Regions from separate parts of the Homo sapiens genome. Here region 1 is linked to region 2. The links are chromatin loops, found by intact Hi-C in ENCODE. Cell type or tissue: HCT116. All regions are shown on one strand. Each heading gives the region's core, and the rest is flanking DNA. Links, peaks and the distances in the headings are about the cores only. Region 1 overlaps PCDHA1 (protocadherin alpha 1). Region 2 overlaps LOC105378198 (a long non-coding RNA gene).

The links. A loop is a pair of places that touch in the nucleus more often than their neighbours do. Peaks named below come from ENCODE experiments on the same cell type or tissue, not always from the same donor. Only the 100,000 strongest peaks of a DNase experiment are listed, where the experiment ranks them.
Region 1: it touches region 2 in a loop (2.7-fold over the local background); 3 of 110 quality-filtered maps call a loop at or near these places.

What each region holds. Positions count from the first base shown.
Region 1 is chr5:141,001,153-141,006,525 of GRCh38, forward strand. All of the region lies in intron 3 of PCDHA1 (protocadherin alpha 1), which reads left to right. The region is part of intron 3 of PCDHA2 (protocadherin alpha 2); the gene reads left to right. All of the region lies in intron 3 of PCDHA3 (protocadherin alpha 3), which reads left to right. All of the region lies in intron 3 of PCDHA4 (protocadherin alpha 4), which reads left to right. It also overlaps PCDHA5, PCDHA6, PCDHA7, PCDHA8, PCDHA9 and PCDHA10, and 7 more genes. Among named protein-coding and RNA genes, the nearest start is that of PCDHAC2, 37 kb to the left of the region's middle. RefSeq lists enhancers at 181-775, 776-1,369, 1,370-1,963, 3,152-3,744. In HCT116, for the core only: no CTCF peak of the experiment used is centred there; DNase peaks (open chromatin) are centred at 549, 909 and 3,179; H3K4me3 peaks cover 2,464 bases; H3K27ac peaks cover 4,140 bases.
Region 2 is chr5:140,717,816-140,723,188 of GRCh38, forward strand. The region is part of intron 1 of LOC105378198 (a long non-coding RNA gene); the gene reads left to right. It also overlaps VTRNA1-2. Among named protein-coding and RNA genes, the nearest start is that of ZMAT2, 20 kb to the left of the region's middle. RefSeq lists an enhancer at 881-990. In HCT116, for the core only: a CTCF peak has its summit at 2,587 (motif pointing left); DNase peaks (open chromatin) are centred at 1,116, 2,052, 2,283 and 2,556; H3K4me3 peaks cover 1,474 bases; H3K27ac peaks cover 2,427 bases.

The sequences.
Region 1 (5,373 bases), core at 98-5,097, 280 kb after region 2:
TAATAAGTAAAATTTAACGAGTTTTTACTTTGCACCATGCACTTATGCTATGTGCTGTATAAGGATAGTTACATTTAATCTATAAATCAACCCTATGGGGCGGGCACTCTTATGAACTTTTTTTACGGATGAAAACTGAGGCCCAGAGATATGAAATAATTTGCCAAACATCACCATAATTTACATGATGTAGCCAGGTTTAAGCCTACTATTCTGATTACAGAGCCTAAGATCCTACAGAGAACAGGGAGTATATTTTTACATTCCCTTGTTTCCATGGAAAAGTCTTTCCACTGTCAATTGAAGGACTAAGCAGCAGCGGGGAAGTGCTGGAAATGCTAGCCCAGGTGGGCTTAGCTTTCTCCCTCTCTCTCTGATCCTGGACAGGATTTGGGTTTCAGACCACGATTCTCCTGTGTTTTGTGGGCTGTGATTACTCAGATTAGGTTTGCCCAATTCATAAAGGACTGGCGGGGGTTGGGGGTGAAGGTGTGGGAGAAGGCGGAGCTTGTCCAGTCGGTCCAACAAACCCCACAGATGGCGAAATAGGGGGCGGGGAAGGAGCTTGAGATATTTTACAACCTGGGCTGTTTCAGTGGTTGATGGCGGATGGTTTTTGCCTTTTGGTCAGCCTGAGTATATACTATCATTCTACAATCGGCCAAATTCTGACAGAGAGGGAGACAGAGAGAGAGGTTGATTAAATTGATGCCCAAAACCAAGAAGGAGCAAAGAAATCGGGGCTGTTTGAAAAAGACTGCAGTGGCTGACTTGGGTGGTGAGCGGAAATAAGGAGGAGGGAGAGGCGGGGTGTCTCTGCGCGGAAAGCCTGGAAGTTCACTTGCAAACACAGAATCTGCACAGCCTTCGGTGCCCTGACTCTTTCCTGGGCATCCAGAGGCAGCAGCAGCCGCCAGCGCCAAAGAACGAGCAGTCCAGGGGCTGGGCCGGAAACGGCTATAATCATTTAATAGCCTTTGCCGGCTGCACTGACTTAGCAGAGTGGGCGGTAGGCAGGCTCCAGAGTGCTGTCTGGCAAGATAGTCCCCGGCTTTAATCAAAATGATGGGTTTTCTGGAAGCTCTTTATTAACCTCAGCACTGAAATCCCAGAGCTGGTAACAAAGGGATGAATGGGGAGCAAAGGGGCGGGGCCGAAACCTGGAGGCCGGGCTGCATCCGCACCCCTTCCCCCACCTCCACTCCTTTCAACTCATTCTGGCTTAGGGCTCCTGCTGGCATCTCTGTGCCTCCCAAATAGTAGTAACAAAACAGGCAATAACCATAATAATTGGCACATTTGTATAACGCTTTAGCATTTTCAAAGGATGACCTTGTTATACAGCTCAGGATCTGAGTCTCCTAGCTGGAGTCAGACTCCCTAGATTTGAGTCCCAGGATCCACCAGTTAGTGACCATGTGACCATTAGTCCTTAGTCCCCTCATCTATAAAACAGACACATAACACAGACAGAGATACTAGAAATGTCTACTTCATAGGGCTCTTGTCAGGACCAAAACCTATACGACGTGCAGATTTGTTTAACTCTGTTGCACACACATAGGAAGGGCACAGTAAATGTTAACTACATCGACAACCCTGTGATGTAGACAGGAAGGGGATCATCTCCATTTTATGGATGAGGAAACTGAGGCTCAGAGATATTTATGTAAATGGCCCAGGACTATGCACTAGTGAGAGAACCAGGGCAAGTCCTCAAGAACAGAAAGAGAACAAAGCAAGATGAAGAGAAGATCAGAAAAGTGAACACCCTCCAACACCCTCCAGCACATGCCCCTCTGAGAGCTTTCCTGAAAATAGTATCCTTGGTCAAAATGAGTTTATGTTCTATTAGGGAAAGTCAGTGTAAATCAGAAAAGCCCTCCTGGCCTTAACAGAACAGTTCCAAATGCAGATGAGGGTGAGTTTAACAGGCCTGGCATTTGCTTCACAATCTTCTGGCCCTTTCCTGGCATTTGCCTTGGCAAAGACTCTGACCTGATCAATCCTAGTCCCTGAGGCTCAACTCCATCAACTCAGGCAGCCAGGGTTAGTTTAGCATGAAAGAGGAAAGCTGGAAATTTTGCCAAAAAGATTCCTGGGCAGTGCCTAAGGGAAGTGCCCAAATTGGATTATAGGATTACATGAAGTGGCCAGCTACTTCCAGAGGGCAGGGTTTTTTGTTTGTTTGCTCTGTCACCCAGGCTGGAGTGCAGTGGTGCAATCTCAGCTCACTGAAACCTCCGCCTCCCGGGTTCGAGTGATTCTTATGCCTCAGCCTCCCAAGTAGATGAAATTACAGGCGTGCACCACCACAGTCTCGCTAATTTTTATAGTTTTAGTAGAGATGGGGTTTCACCATGTTCCCTAGGCTGGTCTTGAACTCCTGGCTTCAAGTGATCCACCTGCCTCAGACTCCCAAAGTGCTGGGATTTTAGATGTGAGCCACCATTCCCGGCCCCAGAGGGCAGTTTTTAAAGTAGAAGTGAAGATCTGTATGCATTTATTAAAATATATGTTGTTCTGATTTTAAAATATATCCCTACCAATTGTGAAGATATCGGCTAATCCAATAAAAAAGCAAAACCATATTTTGTATAATTATGGTCGTATTCTGTTAAATAAACTTTTAAATCCTATTGGGTTGTAATCTGTAGTCTGGGAAGGGCTCTGCCTAACGATTCAGACCCCTACCAGATTTATATGTGTCTGAAATCCTCCTTCTAGCCTCTTAACAGGCCCATTCATTTGGGTCTTGACTGCATCCTCAGTCTTGTCTTTGCCTGAGGGTGAGCTAGGACCCTGGGAGCATAAGGGAGGGGACTTGCCGGAGATCCTAGAAGGGAAAGGAGGCAGCACTGAAAGAAGAAACATTTCCTTGATTGATCATTTGCTGATACTGGCCCCTGGTTGGGGTTAGGGGTAGAAATGTGCTTCTTCCGTTTTCATCTTCTTCAAAAGGGAGTATCTCCATGATTCTGCCCCAAAGGCATGACATTTTATAGGCAAAGCCAGCCAAGTGTCTTGAGTGCTCTTAACCAAAAGGAATTCAGATTAGGAGGTCAGTCAGTGTTTGTCAGATCCTTAAGCTTTTGTTTTACTGGAATGAGTCACAGTCTACATGCTGCTGAGCTCTCAGAGATGTTTGTTTTATACAACAACCAGAACAGGTGAGGCACAGTGGTCTGTGAGGGACTGGAGAGACCACACCTTGTTCTGCTCTGCGGAAGCTGGACATGTGGAGGAGGCACCTGACTAGATCTCTGCCTCCTGGAGTTTAGGCTGAGTCATATAGAACCAGGAAGCTCAGTGACATGTTAAAGTGGATTAACTCTTGGCAGTCCTGCTGTGAGGGGCTCCCTCTGCCAATACACACAGCCATTAATGTCCTTTAACTGTGCAAGATGAACATATCTCTGTGTTCTGCATCTCCAGATGACAGTGCTTAGGCCTCATGCAGAGTCCTGGTTATGGTTGAAGAAAAATTTCCATTTTGGGCTCTGAGGGCAACTAAAGGACTGTGGAGTGGTGCTGAAACCCAGTTTTAGGTGCCGAATCAGAGGTTTTTAAATACATTTCTCTCTTTTGTCTCAGTCTCTTAGAGACAGGACCTGTATTTTAAAGGTAAACAGGCAGATTCTGGCTGAGCTCAATTGCAGATTTGATTAACTTAGATAGATCAAAGTCATTAGTCTCAGAGAAAAAATTTGTTTCTCATCCCTAAAGTGCTATTGTGTCAGCTCTGCCAGGGTGTAAGGAAAAGGGTTTGGAAGAGAGAAGAAAATTTCTTACCCTCTCTCGTCACTGCCTGCTGTAAATTTGCAGTATCATTATCTTGGTCTCCTAAGCCCTGAGAGCTGCATTATATATAATTGCCCATATGTGATACCATTTACTGAATTCTTGCATTGTGCTAAGGATCAAGCTTAGTACTTTACATGCATTACATCATTGTCTTTAGGGACCCCAAAAGTGCCTCATTGGAGAGTTGTTTGGTCTGCTAAAGAGTGGGTACCACTTTCACTTCTCACATCAGTCCTTTCATTCATTCATCCAGCAAGTATTTACTAAACACCTGTTATGGGCCAGGAATTGTGCTAGGCACTGGTGATACATTGGTGAATAAACAGATACATTTTTTGCCTTTGTGAATCTTACAGTGGTAGAGAATAATAGGCCAAGGGGGTGCTGCTTGGCTAGGAATGTCATAGAATGCCTTTCCAAGGAGGTTACATTTAATACAGACTTGAAGAGTGAGGAGTCATGCTAAGAATGGATGAGAGGCTCACGCCTGTAATCCCAGCACTTTGGGAGGCCGAGACGGGCGGATCATGAGGTCAGGAGATCGAGACCATCCTGGCTAACACGGTGAAACCCCGTCTCTACTAAAAATACAAAAATTAGCCGGGCATGGTGGCGCGTGCCTGTAGTCCCAGCTACACAGGAGGCTGAGGCAGGAGAATGGCGTGAACCCGGGAGGCGGAGCTTGCAGTGAGTCGAGATCGCGCCACTGCACTCCAGCCTGGGCGACAGAGCGAAACTCCGTCTCAAAAAAAAAAAAAAAAAAAAAAAAAAAAAAGAATGGATGAGAAATCATTCAAGACAAAAGCAAACCAGATGTGTAAAGATCCTGAGGCAAAAACAACTCCAAGGAGCCAGGTATGGTGGCCTGTAGTCCCAGCCACTTGGGAGGCTGAGACAGGAGGGTCGATTGAGTCCAGGAGTTTGAGGTTACATCAAGCAATGATTGCACCACTGCACTTCAGCCTGGTTGACAGAGTGAGAACCTATCTCTAACAAACAACAATAAAAAAACAATTCCAAAGAGTGTTTGAGGATCTGAAAGAAGGCCTGTATGGTTGGAGTATAATAGTAAGAGGGAGATTTGTAGATGAGAGTGGAGAAGAAATAAAAATCAGATTATTGAAGGGACTTATGTATCATGGTAAGGAGTTTTTTTTTTTTTTCTCAAGGCAGTAGAAAGCTTAAGCAGAGGAGTGATATAATCTGATTTATATTTTTAAAAGAGTTTGCTATATGTATGTTATGCCTCATTTTTTTTTAAATTTTTTATTTTTAGATGGAGTCTTGCTCTGTTGCCCAGGCTGGACTGCAGTGGCACGATCTCAGCTCACTGCAAGCTCCACTTCCCGGGTTCATGCCATTCTCCTGCCTCAGCCTCCTGAGTAGCTGGGACTATAGGCGCCCACCACCACGCCCGGCTAAGTTTTTTCTATTTTTTAGTAGAGACGCGGTTTCACTGTGTTAGCCAGGATGGTCTCAATCTCCTGACCTCGAGATCTGCCTGTCTCGGCCTCCCAAAGTGCTGGGATTACATGTGTGAGCCACCGCGCCTGGCTGTTATACATCAGT
Region 2 (5,373 bases), core at 82-5,081:
ATTAAAAATGGAAATAATTTTTAGGCCAGGCATGGAGGCTCACACGGGTAATCCTAGCACTTTGGGTGGCTGAGGTGGAAGGATCTCTTGAGGCCAGTTCCAGGTCAACCTTGGCCACATAGGAAGACTCCGTCTCCGACAACAACAACAAAAAAGGCTGGGCCCGATGGCTGAAGCCTGTAATCCCAGCCATTTGGAAGGCCAAGTCAAGTGGATCACTTGAGGTCAGGAGTTCGAGACCAGCCTGTCCAAAATGGTGAAACCTCGCCTCTATTAAAAAATACAGAAATTAGATGGGTGTGGTGGCGCGTGCCTGTAGTCTCAGCTACTTGGGAGGGAGAGGCATGAGAATCACTTCAACCCGGGAGGCGGAGGCTGCAGTGAGCTGAGGTGGTACCACTGCAGTCCAGCTTGGGCAACAGAGTGGAGACTCCATCTCAAAAAAATAAATAAATAAAATAAATAAATAAATGAAAAGAAAAGAAAAAACATTAGTTAGGCATGGTGGCCTATGCCTGTAGTCCTAGCCACTCGCGAGGCTAAGAGGGGCGTATGGGTTAAGCCTAGATGGGGCCATTGCACTCCAGACTGGGTGACAGAGGGAGAGTCTGTCTCTAACAAAAAAAATTTAAAAAGCATAACAGGAAGTTTCACCTGGGCCGGGGTTGGAAGGTTTATCTAGTTTAGCAGCGAAGTTCTAAGATAAGGTCTGAAATACAATTTACACCTTGTAAAGACGCCACTCCCCTGGCCCAAGCACTAGTTGTAAAAGTCGATTTGATCACAAAGTGACCCTGCGTGGTTGTTTTGGGAGCGCAGTGGCTGAAGGCGAAGGAGGTGGGGGTGTGTCGAGACTTGTGGACCAGGTGACTGCTGAGAAGGAGAAAATAAGCCAGGTACACAACTGCGGAAGAGCTCTCCAGGGTTAGGGGAAGGCTGTGTCCTTGTCACTGCTGTGTGTCCCTGGCTGTACACTCCAATTGTCTGGAGGCGGTGGCGTGTTGGACAGTCCTGGTTGCTGAGTCATGCTAAAACACTGTTGTTTTGACTCACTTTGTGACGTAGGTCTTTCTCACCAGTCAAGAAAATATAATCCGGAGATAGCCTCTGGGCTGGCTTTAGCTCAGCGGTTACTTCGAGTACATTGTAACCACCTCTCTGGGTGGTTCGAGACCCGCGGGTGCTTTCCAGCTCTTTTACTGCTGAAGTTCAGCTCCTTTTCCATGGGGAACCATGGAGAAATGGCTGATTTTAGCACTGGGCAGGAAATACAGAGATGGACAGGGTGCATCTCACAGTGCTAGAAAGTAAGGAAGTGCTTGAAAACCAAAAACAGGCCGGGCGCGGTGGCTCATGCCTGTAATCCCAGCACTTTGGGAGGCCGAGGCGGGCGGATCACGAGGTCAGGAAATCAAGACCATCCTCGCTAACCCGGTGAAACCCCGTCTCTACTAAAAATACAAAAAAATTAGCCGGGTGTGGTGGCGGGCGCCTGTAGCCCCAGCTACTCGGGAGGCTGAGGCAGGAGAATGGCGTGAGCCATTCGGGAGGTGGAGCTTGCTGTGAGCCGAGATCGCGCCACTGCACTCCAGCCTGGGCGACAGAGCAAGACTCCGTATCACAAAAAAAAAAAAAAAAAGAAAAAAAAGAAAAGAAAACCTAAAACAACCAAACTCTTAACTTTAAAAATATTTTTCAATGTTCAGTAATGTTCATGTGTTTGTTGTAACAGTTAATTGTATACTTGTATCTTCTCATCCTTTTTGCCTGAGGCCCAGAGGAGTTTTTCTTTCAAATCTAATGGATGTTCTAAGAGATATCTTTTTTTTTTTATTGGCTGTGTTAATACCTTTTCTCAATACCAGTTATTATATCTTAAGTAAAAGCTCTTCCCTTTGGACATCTTATAATTTAGTTTTTTTCTGATTTTTTTTCCTTCTATTTCTCCTGCTTTTTTACAAACTGTTTTCTTAGTTATTTTGTTCTTTGTCTATTTCTCTTCTGAGTTATTTTTCTGATTCATGGCATTTTTTTCATGTTACCAAATGATTGTTTAAGGTTATCTAATTTAGGTTGGAGTACTGTGTTTCAGTTTTCCGGTTCCATGGTGAGTTTAAAAAAAATACGGACTTTTGGCTGGGCTCGGTGGCTCACGCTTGTAATCCCAGCACTTTGGGAGGCCGAGGCGGGCGGATCACGAGGTCAGGAGATCGAGACCACGGTGCGACCCTGTCTCTACTAAAAATACAAAAAAATTAGCTGGGCGTGGTGGCGGGCGCCTGTAGTCCCAGTTACTCAGAGAGGCTGAAGCAGGAGAATGGCGTGAACCCGGGAGGCGGAGCTTGCAGTGAGCCGAGATTGCGCAACTGCACTCCAGCCTGGGCGACAGAGCGAGACTCCGTCTCAAAAAAAAAAAAAAAAGTATGGATTTTCACTTAAAATTTTTCTATATAATATGTCTGCAATTTTCTGTGCATTTTGTAATATTTTATTTTCCAGTTTCAGCAACTGCAAATGAGGCAGAAGTTTGGGTGCCTTACCAGCTTTCTTAGTTCAAGAGTGCCCTCTTTTGTTGGTAGAACAAAATGCATTTTTCCCCGAAATAGCCCTTTTTTAGAGTGGAGCACCGACTGATGCCTTGTGATTTTGTAATTCTCTTTCATTTCTGTGGGACTCTTAATTTTCTTTTCTTTTTCTTTTTCTTTTTGAGACAGGGTCTATCTCTCTCTCCGAGACTGGAGTGCAGTGGCGCCGTCTCAGCTCACTGGAACCTCTGCCTCAAGCAATCCTCCTGCCTCAGCTTCCTCCTGAGTAGCTGGGACCACAGGTGCGCGCTACCTCGCCTGGCTAAATTTTGTATTTATTTAATTTTATTATTTTATTTAATTTTAATATTTTTGTAGAGACAGGCATCTTGCCATGTTGCCCAGGCTGGTCTCGAGTTCCTGACCTTAAGATATCCGTCCTCCTCAGCATCCCATAATGTTGGTTTACAGCAGTGAGCCACCGCACCCAGCCTGGGACTCTTACTCATTGCTTGCTTCCTTTTTCTTCACCATCAAGCCCTGAAGGGGTACCTTCCCTTCAAGTCGCCTCTTTCCTCCTGCCTTTCCTCTTGCCTTTGCAACATTGCCATGGCCAGTCTCAAACAATTTCACCCCCTTTTAAAATCTGTCTCAGTTCTTTCATCTACCAGATCTCGGACGTATTGTCAGTATTTCTCCACTCAAGATGGGACTCTTTTTCTGGTGGTGGTTTAGCCTTTCTGTGCCATCTTGGCTTCTCTTCTAGAGCATGGCTCTGTAACTGGATCTGCTGGTTTTGGATGTATATACCTGCTTTTATATAAAATGGGGTTTATAATTTTCTCTGTCTGTAAATTATATTGTAGCCATGGATGGTTTTATTCGTTCTCCTTAGTTTTGTTTGTTTATAGGATGTGTGGAGAGATTCAAATTTAGGTAACTGGCGTTATTCTATAGGAATCTGGAAGCCAGAACGTTTGTTTTTGTTTTCCATAAAAAATTTTAATTGTGGTAAAATACACAGAAAACAAAATTTGGCATATGAACCATTTTAAAATGTTCAGCTCAGTGGTGGTAGGTACATTCACACTGTTATGCAACCATCACCACTATCTATCTCCAGGAACTCTTCATCTTTCAAAACTGAAACTCTATACCCATTAACTAATAACTCTCCACCTCCCTCTATCTCTAATCCCTGGCAACTGCCATTCTGCTTTCCGTCTCTATAAATTTGACTACTCTAGGTATCTCATAAAAGTGGAATCACACAGTAGCTGTCTTTTTGTGACTCCTTTATTTCCCTTAGCACAATTTTTTTTTTTTTTGAGACAGAGTCTGGCTTTTTCTCCCAGGCTGGAGTGCAATGGTGCGATCTCAGCTCACTGTAACCTCCGCCTCCCGGGTTCAAGCGATTCTCCTGCCTCAACCTCCCCAGTAGCTGGGATTACAGACGCCCACCACCACGCACGGCTAATATTTGTATTTTTAGTAGAGACGGGTTTGGCTATGTTGTCCAGGCTGGTTTCGAACTCCTGACCTCAGGTGATCCACTCACCTCGGCCTCCCAAAGTGCTGGGATTACAGGCGTGAGCCACTGCACCCGGCCAGCACAATGTTCTTAAGGTTCATCCATGTTGTATCATGTACCATAATTTCATTCCTTTTTAAAAAGGATAAATAATATGCTATTGTATGTGAATACTACAATGGAATATTATTAAAACGGAATATTTTGTTTAGCCATCATCCATCGATAGACATTTGGGTTGTTCTGACCTTTTAGCTATTATGAACGATGCTGCTATGAACATAAGTGTACGAATTTCTATTTGAGTTTCTGCTTTCAATTCCTTTGGGTATATACCAGAAGTGGAATTGCTGGATTATATGGTAATTCTATTTTTAGCTATTTAAGTGACTGCCATACTGTTTTCCATAGCAGCTGTATCATTTTACATTCCCACCAATAGTGCAGAAATGCTTCAATTTCTCCACATCTTCACTAACACTTATTCTCTCTCTCTCTCTGAGTGTGTGTGTGTGTGTGTGTGTGTATGTGTGTGTTATTGATAGTAGCTATCCTGAAGGGTGTGAGGTTGTGTCTCCTGTGGCAGCTCATTTGATTTTAATCTCTCTTAATTATTAGTGTATTTAAAACTGTAAGTTTGCCTTTAAATACTGCTTTATTTGTAGTACACAAATTCTGTCATGTAGTGTTTCATTCACTTCTAAGTGTTTTATAAGCTGAGTCTGATCTAGTAATATGTTATTTATTTTCCAAGTAAGTGGGATTTTATTTTAGCAATTGTTTTTACAAATGTTAATTTCAGAATGCATTGTAGTAGGAGAACATTGTCTGAATGGGATTGGATCTTTGGAATTTATTGATGCTTCCTTTATGGCCTAATACATGGTCTATTGTTGTAAGTGTTATATGTATATTCAAAAAGAGTGCCTGTTTATTTTGGTTCTACATATTTTTAAAAATGTTTTTCATTTCAGCTCATTCATATCCATACTATTTTCAGTTCTATGTGATCTACAGTTCTTAGAGATGCATGTTAAAACATTTCCAACTACAATTGGTGATTTATGTATTTTTTCCTGTTTGTTTGATATAGTTCAAGATTGTATATTGGATGCATGTATGCTTATGATGATTGTATCAATTTTCTACAGTTAATTAATTAAGCATTTTAACACTGTGAGATAAACATGCAGAAAGTTTATGAGGTATATACGTAAATTTAAATACTTATAAAATGAATCCATATAATCACTACTATATAATCCATATAATCACTACTAAGGATAAGAAAACGTTGCCAACATTCCAGAAACCCTG